Regions from separate parts of the Homo sapiens genome. Here all the other regions are linked to region 2. A link is a contact called in ENCODE Hi-C or POLR2A ChIA-PET data. All regions are on one chromosome and are shown on one strand. The core of a region is the stretch at or near the end of the contact, and the rest is flanking DNA. Distances in the headings are between cores, read along the strand shown.

Region 1 (2,894 bases), core at 353-2,852, 200 kb before region 2:
GGGTGACCTCAAACTCCTGACTTTGTGATCCGCCCGCCTTGACCTCCCAAAGTGTTGGGATTACAGGTGTGAGCCACCACACCCGGCCAGCATTATTGCTTAATGGATATAGTTTCAGTTTTAAAAGATGAAAAGAGCTGTGGAGATGGATGGTGGTGATGGCTGCATAGCATTAGGAATGTAGTTAATACCACTGAACAATACACTTAAAATGCTTAATGATCAATTTTACATTATATGTATTTTACCACAAACAAATTTGAAAAAAAGAAACATGTTGACACAAAAAACCCGTACATAACTAAAAAATAGATTATATTGGATTACATAAAAATGTAAAACTTTGGTGCTACAAATGATACCACTAAGAAAGTGAAAAGACAAGCCACATAATGGGAAAAAAACTTTTGCAAATCAAGTATCTGATAAGGGGCTTGTAACCAGAGCATATAAAGAACTCTTACAACTCAATAATAAAGACAATTTAAAAATGGATAAAGGATTTGAATAGACATTTCTCCAGAGAAGGTACACAAATAGGCAAAAAGCACATGAAAAGATGCCGAACGTCAGGGAAGTGCAAATAAAATCACAAGACACCACTCCACGCTGGGTTACTATACTTAAAAAAAAAAAAATCAACAATAACAAGCATTGGTGAGGATGTGGAGAAATCAGAATCCTCATACATTGCAGTTGGGAAATGGAAATTACCAGTAGGGGAATGAATAAGTAAATAACAGCATATCCATTTGATGGAATTCATTCGACCACTGAAAGCATAGTGAGTGAACGATCTCAACGGTGGGCTGAGCAAAGAGATGCGTGTGGCAGGGCTATGTGCTGTAGATGGGGAGTTGGAAGAATTTGCCCTAAGGTGGGCTGGAAGGGGTGGGTAGTGGGTTGGGGGGAGTGATGCTCTCTTTGATCTGCAGGTGGTGGAAGTATTGATTCTTAGCCTCTGCCTTTCCCCCAAGAGATGCTCAATCTACTATATCCCCAGCCAGTTCTTGCAACCCATACCTTGCTGGGCTGGGCTCAAAGCTCCCAGGTGGCACCCAGGCACTGAGGGGTGGACTGTTCGGGGATTTAGGCCCTTCCAGAGCGCCCCCTCCACTTCCAGGCACCCCCAATACACATACGATTTTTTAAAATAAATATTGCAAACATAGGTTCAACACAAAACTCCTAATGTGCACTCCACTCCCAAAATAGATTGAGAACTCCTATAAATTCCAGCGTTGGCACTCTGGGGGCAACTGAGCCCTTCTGTGCGCTATGTCACCTCCCCAAAGGTCAGGGAGAGCAGTCACAAAAGGACAGCTCTAGCCCCAGAACTTCAGTTCATTAGGCAAAGCCTGAGGTTCCGGGGCATGGGGAGGAGAGAAGGGATCAGCTGAGGAGCCAGGAAACCTGGGTTCTGAGCCTGGTTCGGACCCTCAGCAAGTTATTTCTTCTCTCTGCGCCTCCGTTTCCTCTTCTGTAAAATGGGGCATGGGCAAGGCCTGGCAGGGGCGGGGCTCGAACCCGCGGAAGGCGACGGCGGCTCCGGCCCCTCCCGGGGCGGGCGGTCACGTGCGCGATCACGCGGTCCTACCCGGAAGCGCGCCCGGGCTCCTGCAGGCGGGGCGCTGTGCGCGCCGCGATCCGGTACGTGGGCCTCCGGGCTGTCCCCTCTGGGGGCGGCGATCCTCCCTCCGGAGCCCCCCTTCAACCCTCCCGGAAGTGAGGTAGGGTCCCTAGGGGTCCCGGAGCGGGCCCACTCCTAGCCTCACCCACTCCGGGCGTGTGGCCGTGGGCCGGTCGCTTCCTCGCTCGGGGCCAAAGTTCCTCAGCCGTGAAGAGGGGTGGATGTCACAAGTCAAGCCTCCTTCCCAGGGTGGCCGTGAGGTTCGGGGGTGGGGGGAGGTGGGGATTTGGGGTGAAACTGGACAGAAACTGGCGTGCTAGGCAAACGGGAGCCCCGCGGCGGCGAACTGCTGACTCGCTCTCTCCAGAGACTCAGGGGCAGGGCCGGGCTCCGAAGGTGTGGGACCCCAGAAGGAGCTGCTGAAGACGGGACCAAGGGCCACAGGGAGGTTTGCTGGGGTCCAGATGGTGAAAGTGGGCGCTGGGGGTCGCCCCAGGTTGGCCCCCCGCCATCTGGAGCTCCTTTCGTCAGTGAGTCCCCTCCGAGTTCCCTTTCTAGGGCAAGATAGCGAGGTGAAGCGGAAGTCTCAGTGTGACACCGGCGAGGTTCTCTTCCCAGCAGCCTTTGGGAAGCATCCCCCTGTTTCGGGAATATGGCATTCGGGCCAATCATGTGGGTGATGGAGCCCGTCTCAGGGTTCGGCTGCTAAAGGCCGAACTCGTAACAGCAGTCTCTGTGGCGGGTAGTCACTTGCCTCTTACTGGCTCACAGTGCTTGACTTCCTAATTAAGTTTTCTGTTGTTCCTGCCCTCTATTCAAATATGAATGATTCCGGAACCAGATTGATTAATCCTGTTATTTGAAGAAGGGAAGCTGGGAAATAGGAATAATGATCCCCACACCTATGTAAGAACGCAGTTTGCTAAGGTTACTTTGCAGCTTGCCTGGTCACTCCCATGATCTAACCCTGTAGGGAGGTAGAGTAGGGGATGTTGCTCTGTTTCTCCGCAGGAGTTTGAGGCTCAGAGAGGTTTATGGGACTTGGCAAAGCCAAAACTAGAACCTGGTCCCAGATGCCTTTCCTGTTAGTTTCCTTCCATTCATCGTATCATCCCAGGATCCCCACTCCCTTCACCGGGACTGCATCCTCACCACCTGGGATGTGCTATGCTGTCTCCCGTCAGTCACTCCTAGCAAGCTCCCTGGGGCTGCTTGGGGAGCTCTGAGTGACCCGCAGAAGTGAGAGCACTTCATGGGAACAAAG
Region 2 (3,292 bases), core at 672-3,171:
CAGAGGAAAAGGGCCAGTGCCAAGGGGCACCAAGAACCTGCTCAGGAAGCCTTTTGATGGCAAGATCACCAATCCAGATGGTATTGCTCCCTCAGGATGGCTCTGGGCCTGCCCCTAAGGGCCTGTGGCCTATGGAATATGTCCTCCAGGCTTTGCTCAGCTGAGCTCCTCTTCTGTAAGGAAACCCAGTCATCCCTGAATCTTGCCACAGAGATCCGGGATTCAGGAGCTCTCAGTTTCTTAGGGATGGACTATGGCCCAGTCCCCCATCTAAGTGGTGCTTTGCAAATGTCTTGGAGGAGTATAGGACAGAGGACCAAAATACACAGCAGGTAGTGTTAGCTCTCTGCTAGGAGCTCAAAGCAACACAACTTGTATCAAAATCACAACTGGCAGAGAAGCTGGTGGATCCAATCCTTTCTTCATCTGTTGTTATTTAGAACTCACCTCTCACACTCTGTTCTTTAGTGTCCTTACCTTTATCTTACCACACACATGGGTGTTTCTATTATCCTTGGAAGCACAGACCTCGGGCATCCCCTTATTGCCTGATGGGCCAACACCAACAGTTACGGAGTGCTTGAGAAGGGGCAAGTTTCACAGAAATGGCCAGATAGGGCCTTCCTACAGAGCAGCAAGAGTAGGCCAAGCAGAAAGACTGCTGAGGTAACACGGACCCCAGCCCCTGTCAGGGCCTCTGCCAAGGAAATAATATGGACCATTTACCTGGCAGGCAGTCTGCTCTCTCTCAGGATCACCACGCATCTCAGGATTGGTCTAAACTTCAAGTCTCAACCAAGTGTCTGAAGTGAACTTTGCATTGAATAAATTTTTGCCATGGAAAGAACATCAAACAAGCCACTCATCTCTACAGAGATAAGAAAACAAGTTTGGCAGAGCAAGAGACAGAAGACCGTGGAGAAATCAGAAGGGGGAACAGTCAGTTTAGTTAAGGATGGAACCTGGGAAAGGCCACCATTCCTGCTTGATGGGGCTCTGATTTGCTCTTGCTCAAGTGGAATAAAACCCCATGGTCTTCTTGACATGATTCTTGATCTTTTCTCCACTGAGACACACTTAAGTGATGATCCTTACAGGACTGACACCCTAATGCCAATAAAAGTTGCTCATTATGGACTGCTACAAAGACCAGACCAGCTGTGATTATGTACACACCCCAGAACCACAGACCTACCCTTTTGCCTCCCATGGAGCCAGGGCCTGGGATACACAGGGCACACATGCTTCTCATGACTGCCCATCTACATTTCTCCAATCAGACATAAGTCTGCTTCCCAGTCAGCCTCCCCAGGCTTAGAGCTGAAACACGGGTTAGAAAGGTTAAGGGGTAAAGGATAGGGGCAAGAAGGTAAAGTCTGAGGATTGCAAACTTTTATAATCAAGGCTGCGAAGCCAAAATAAATGGTAGCAGATGGAGCAGATTTACAACAGCACTACCCCCACCACATCACAAGAGCCACCACATCACAAGAGCTACCCCCTCCTTAGGGAGTAAAAAGGGACATGTTCCGGGGAACCCTCTGTGAATACAAAGAAGTGCTTTCTTCCTTATCCCCGACCTTCCCTCTCCTCAACTCCCTCATCTCCTTCATTAGGCAGAGGGAGCATTATATTTTGGCATGGCAGTTTAGGTAAACAAGGGAAGGACTGATTTCCTGTTGGATCCAGCAAACATCCCCCAAACAGTAACAACATTATGCTCACACATGCAGCTAATGGTCTGTGAAAGAATGTGCAGCTAGCAGGGGAGCATGTGGTGACTGATGACTAGATTCAAGCAGGGAGGTTACCCACAGCTGCTTGCTGGATCCAGTTTCTAAGAGGGACCAAAAAAACAGGCCAGGCAGCCAGCCACCGGCTCTGGTCTCAGCCTTGCTGCCCACATTACACGTTTGATAGGTGCAGCCAGTTCTAATTCTTGGAAAAGGCCATACAAGGGTTGTGCTGTTACAACTCTGAGCTGAAAGGGAAGGACATGGGAAGACTGGTGGCTGGCATGACTTATAACTAGATGAGGAATGTTAACAGAATACCAACCACCAAATTCCAGGTAGAACCAAAAATGTCAAAAGACTTTCATCTCAGCATACTTTAGCCTCAGAGAAACTAAGGTGCTAAGAATGTCAGCTTAGTCTTCAGAAGCCTAACTTACCTTTATACTACAAAGACTTTCACTCTATGAAGAGCATATCATAACTAATGGGAAATGTACTTTTCTACTAAATTCCAGGTAATCCTGAGATTTAGATGTTCAACACATATGCACAGCAGAGTACATTAGCTGTCTTCCTGAATATCTAACAAAGGCACCAGTGGCAGCTACAGGGTGCTCTCCAGCTAACTCAGCTTGAGAAAGCATGGCTTGGATGTGCCCAAGGATTTAATTCCCATCTGGAAAAGCTCAATATAGTCTGTGCTGGGCCATAGCAGGAGCTCTTACCTCCAGCTAGCATACATCAATCCCAACTACTTGAATAATGTAACTAAAAAGCACATTCTCTACTAATGGTAGAAGCAGCAACACTCCATAATTTTCAAGTGTAGGCTTAAAAAAAAATCCTTTCTCTGGGTCTGGTTATAAGGATAAATCTGGAAAGTTAGAGGTGGCTGACTATTGGCTGAAAAAAAGGACAGGCTACTAGCATACAGCATTAGAATGAGAACCAAAATAAGTTATTGAAATTACGAAGATTACAAGAAAACTGGGAAATAAACATGGGGCTATATGTTACCATTAACAATGCCTTTAAAAGCTAAAGTGTAGCCAGGAAGAAGCATCCTCACAGGCAAGTGACAGGAGTAGTCATCTCTTTTGTACTGCCCAAGGTCACTCTTGGCCTTGAAGAATCAAAGCAGAGCAAAGGTATAACTCAGAGGTATACCATTCAGTATGAAGTCAGGCTGCAATTCCCTGCATTTCCTTTCAAATGGAGCTGCACTGTTCAGACCTATCTTAGAGAAGTCTGTTCCATGAAGACAGAGAGCACTAGTCTTGTTGCTATAGGCCAAAGAGAGGGGCACTTGGACAAAGTACTAGTGGAGAGGGTCAAGAGAACAACTTACTTAATCCCTAAATTTGGCATGGAGTCACTGAACATGAACAAAGGACACTAGTAGAGCCAACCACGAATGAGGAAAACAATGCTGAGGAACTGGGAGAAGGTTGTAGTATCTCAATAGCAGCAGGGATAGTTGGGTAAGGATCAAGATCCAAGGCCAGGGTCATTTGAGAAACATCTGAATAGAATCCTACTCCACCATGTTCTAGGTA
Region 3 (3,265 bases), core at 109-2,608, 170 kb before region 2:
CAGGGAACAGCTTTGGGGCTGGGGGAACTAGAACCCACATGTTGGTCTAAACCCTGAGAAGGTGGCAGTGAGGAAGTATCCCCTCAGGTGACTGGATCTGTGTTCCTCCTTAACATCATCTGATGGAATGGCAATGAAAAGCGTGGATTGTGGAAAATACAGAAAAACATAAAGGAAAAAACTCCAATCCCCTGAGCCCACCACTGTTCAGGACCCCTGCTTTTGTCACCTACTATTTCCCTTTAGTTTTTAGCAGCGGCTGGATGTGATATGTCTAGTTTAACCAGTCCCCTTGATCTTTCTATATAATAAATAACACAGGAGTGAACATCCTGAATCAGATCTTAGCAGAGATGCTCACATGCGGGGTAACTGTCCATGGTGTGTGGAGGGGTCCTCGGAACCCCCTCTTAGGATCATCTCCACATACTCTCCCAGTTCTGAGATTCGTTACCAATAGCAGGTTTCCGTCACACTGCGATATCAGAGCAGTGCAGGAACTCTCCGCTCCAAGGGGTTTTTTCCTCCTAGGGGAACACTCTGCTAAGTAATGGGCAGAGAACAAAGGGGCTCCTAATTCAAGGCAGGCCTAAGGGAGGGTCAGAAAGAACTTTAGCTGGAGGTATTTACAGATGTGACCTCGAATCCTTGGGGATTCTTGGAAAATGGGCAAGGTGCCAAAAGAGGAGAACTGGCCAGGCCTTCAAAACTAAAACACCAGAGAATTACAGACAGCGAACTTGCCCCTAAGCCCTCGTTGTGGGTTTGTGTTTGAGCATTTAGGAGAGGACTCCAGTGCTCCTCAGCGACAGACACAGCTGCCTCTGCGGTGTCTGAAGGCCCTGGTCGTGGTGACGCTAGATGGCCGCCCTGGGCGCCTCCTGTGGGCGTAGAGGCATCACCACTCTGCACTGGCAGACTCAGCATGGAGTTGGAGCAGAGTCTGACACGAGCACTTGCCATCCCAGGCGTTTCAGTTCTGACTGAGAAGGTAGATGCACAGGGGAGGAGAGGGCCCTTTCGAGCTCCACTCTGCCTCCACCACTCATTCCCTAACCCCGCAGCCTCAGCGCCCTCATCTGTAAAATGGGGAGTTTTGCCTACAGGGTTCAGCACAATGCCAGCCTGACATAGGAACCCCAGTGGATTGTCAGTTTTGCCATTATCCCCTGCATCCTGGAGGTGACACCGCCTGGTTAATAGGCAACACTCCCGACGGCCCAGCACAGCCCCAGGGCAGCAGGAGGCTGGCCTGTGGCCAAGAATGCATGGTGGAGGGGGCCTGGAGGGGGACTGCAGCTCCTCCTCTTCCTGCTTCCTCCCTGCTCCACCCCGTGCCTAGGGCAGCACAAAAGCCAATCGCTAGCAAACTCCCTGCCTAGCAAGGCCCAGCCTGGGGCAGAAATGGCTGCAAGTGGCCGAGGTCTCTGCAAGGCTGTGGCCGCCTCTCCCTTCCCGGCGTGGAGACGAGATAACACGGAAGCCAGGGGAGGTCTGAAGCCTGAGTATGATGCGGTGGTGATAGGAGCAGGTAAAGTGGTAAAGCAGGCCGGGCCAGAGCTGAGGGGCGGGAAGACAGCCCTGCTCAGAGCTTGGTGGGGAGGGGGAGGGGGAGCCAAGCCCCACTGCTCTCTCCTCTGGCATAACCCAGCCAGAAGTTTATACGCTAGCAGGGGCTGCAATGGAAAGCCCTTCCATCTGGCAGGCAGGCACCTGGGATTCCGGTGCTGGCTCTGCTGTGTGGCCTGGGGCAAATGCTTGCCTTCTCTGGGCTTGGATCTTCCCATGGAGAATGACAGGAAGACTAGGTGAGCTCAGGGGTTTCCCTATATCTCTTGCAAAGTGACCTAGTTTCCACCACATTCTCAGCCTATGGTTTGTAAGGGTTGGAAAGAGCCCTGGGCCAACAGACAAGTGAAATCCAGCACCCCGCCCCCTCAGTGCCCTGAGTTCTGGTCACCACTACCTTACCACTGAGGCCACCCCTCGTCACAAGAAACTGCAGTCATTTCATAAAGGCCAGTTAGGATAAAACAGAACTGAGTCCCAGAGTTCCTACTGCGTGTCTGCAGAGGGAGATGGACCCCATTGCCTTGCAGCTCTGGGACATTTGGGGATCTGCAGTGATCTGCCACACTTTGCCAACCCCTGGGCTCAGAGTATCACAGTCTACTGGGTGCTAGGGGAAGAGGCAGGCCCAGGACCAGGTGGTCTTTCCTTAGTGCCTTCCTTTCACACTTGCAGAGGGCCCCAAATGCATGATTGCCAACTGGGTCTATACAGAGATAATGACGGGACCGAAAGCAGACGGCACTCAACATGCAGCTTTGAGGGCATGCCTTCATTTTCATATGTACTAGAGCAGTTGCGAGCTGGTAGATACTCAACACTCACCTCTCCAGGGAAAAATGTGTGATGTATGTGTGTGTGTACATGTATATATATGTATATATACACACATATATGTGTATATATATGTATATGTGTTACGTACATATATATACACATATACACATGCTTATTTTAAATATTGAAATAAAAGATACACTGCACACAATTTTACAAATAAAGATACAATACTCTCAATTTAAATGCAGTCTACCCGAGTGATTCTTACCAAAGGCTTTCTTTGATTTTTGCCAAACTCAGTAGCCAACCTATAGTTGCAAATGACAAATGAGGGTAGCTCCAAAGAGAACGGTGCTCCATATTTTCTGTAAAGAGTAGGATGATCGTGAAACAAATGAAACAACAAAGATTTATGTCCCAACCTTACTCCTTTATTTTTTAAAATTTATTTTTATTTTATTTATTTATTCATTTATTGAGATGGAGTCTTGCTCTGTTGCCCAGGCTGGAGTGCAGCGGCGCAATCTCGGCTCACTGCAACCTCCGCCTCCTGGGTTCAAGCGATTCTCTTGCCTCAGCCTCCCGAGTAGCTGGGACTACAGGCGCCCACCACCACGCCCGGCTAATTTTTGTATTTTTAGTAGAGACGGGGTTTCACCATGTTGGCGAGGCTGATCTCAAACTCCTGGCCTTGTGATCCACCTGCCTCAGCCTCCCAAAGGGCTGGGATTACAGGTGTGAGCCACTGCGCCCGGCCTCCTTCTTTAAATGACAGGAATGATGTTACTCAAATAAGATAATATTGTTCTAATACTAGAATATTTCCTTCAATTTTTGTGCTATTTATTCATGCTATAACAGCTAACACTGTTAGGTTTAATCTGCATTATTAGCATTTTCCCATCACTTTCTTAAG

What was found. A loop is a pair of places that touch in the nucleus more often than their neighbours do. ChIA-PET counts read pairs that join two places held with the same protein, here RNA polymerase II (POLR2A). Pooled maps may share reads with other maps.
Region 1: a loop to region 2 is called in a pooled map, with 3 times the contacts of the local background. The contact joins the promoter of HPS1 here to the enhancer-like site in region 2. A Hi-C loop is called at or near these places in 1 of 168 maps with a recorded cell type or tissue (chondrocyte) and 5 of 50 pooled maps. POLR2A ChIA-PET finds 5 or more read pairs at or near these places in 1 of 52 experiments (activated T-cell).
Region 3: a map of sigmoid colon shows a loop between it and region 2 (2.4-fold over the local background). The contact joins the promoter of PYROXD2 here to the enhancer-like site in region 2. A Hi-C loop is called at or near these places in 2 of 168 maps with a recorded cell type or tissue (A673 and sigmoid colon) and 5 of 50 pooled maps. POLR2A ChIA-PET finds 5 or more read pairs at or near these places in 2 of 52 experiments (AG04449 and Caco-2).

What each region holds. Positions count from the first base shown.
Region 1 is chr10:98,445,643-98,448,536 of GRCh38, reverse strand. It overlaps HPS1 (HPS1 biogenesis of lysosomal organelles complex 3 subunit 1), which reads left to right and starts at 1,602. Exons shown (of 20, transcript NM_000195.5): 1 at 1,602-1,730. HPS1-AS1 (HPS1 antisense RNA 1) reads right to left here and starts at 2,216. Exons shown (of 3, transcript NR_134454.1): 1 at 1,780-2,216. RefSeq lists a silencer at 1,435-1,784.
Region 2 is chr10:98,245,545-98,248,836 of GRCh38, reverse strand. LOXL4 (lysyl oxidase like 4) reads left to right here. Exons shown (of 15, transcript NM_032211.7): 15 at 1-1,147. Among named protein-coding and RNA genes, the nearest start is that of LOXL4, 21 kb to the left of the region's middle. Within about 2 kb of position 1,921, at least 4 of the 41 ENCODE cell types and tissues checked have a DNase peak (open chromatin) inside an H3K27ac peak, as active enhancers do.
Region 3 is chr10:98,413,275-98,416,539 of GRCh38, reverse strand. It overlaps PYROXD2 (pyridine nucleotide-disulphide oxidoreductase domain 2), which reads left to right and starts at 1,358. Exons shown (of 16, transcript NM_032709.3): 1 at 1,358-1,531. The coding sequence starts at 1,405. It overlaps HPS1 (HPS1 biogenesis of lysosomal organelles complex 3 subunit 1), which reads left to right. Exons shown (of 20, transcript NM_000195.5): 20 at 1-342.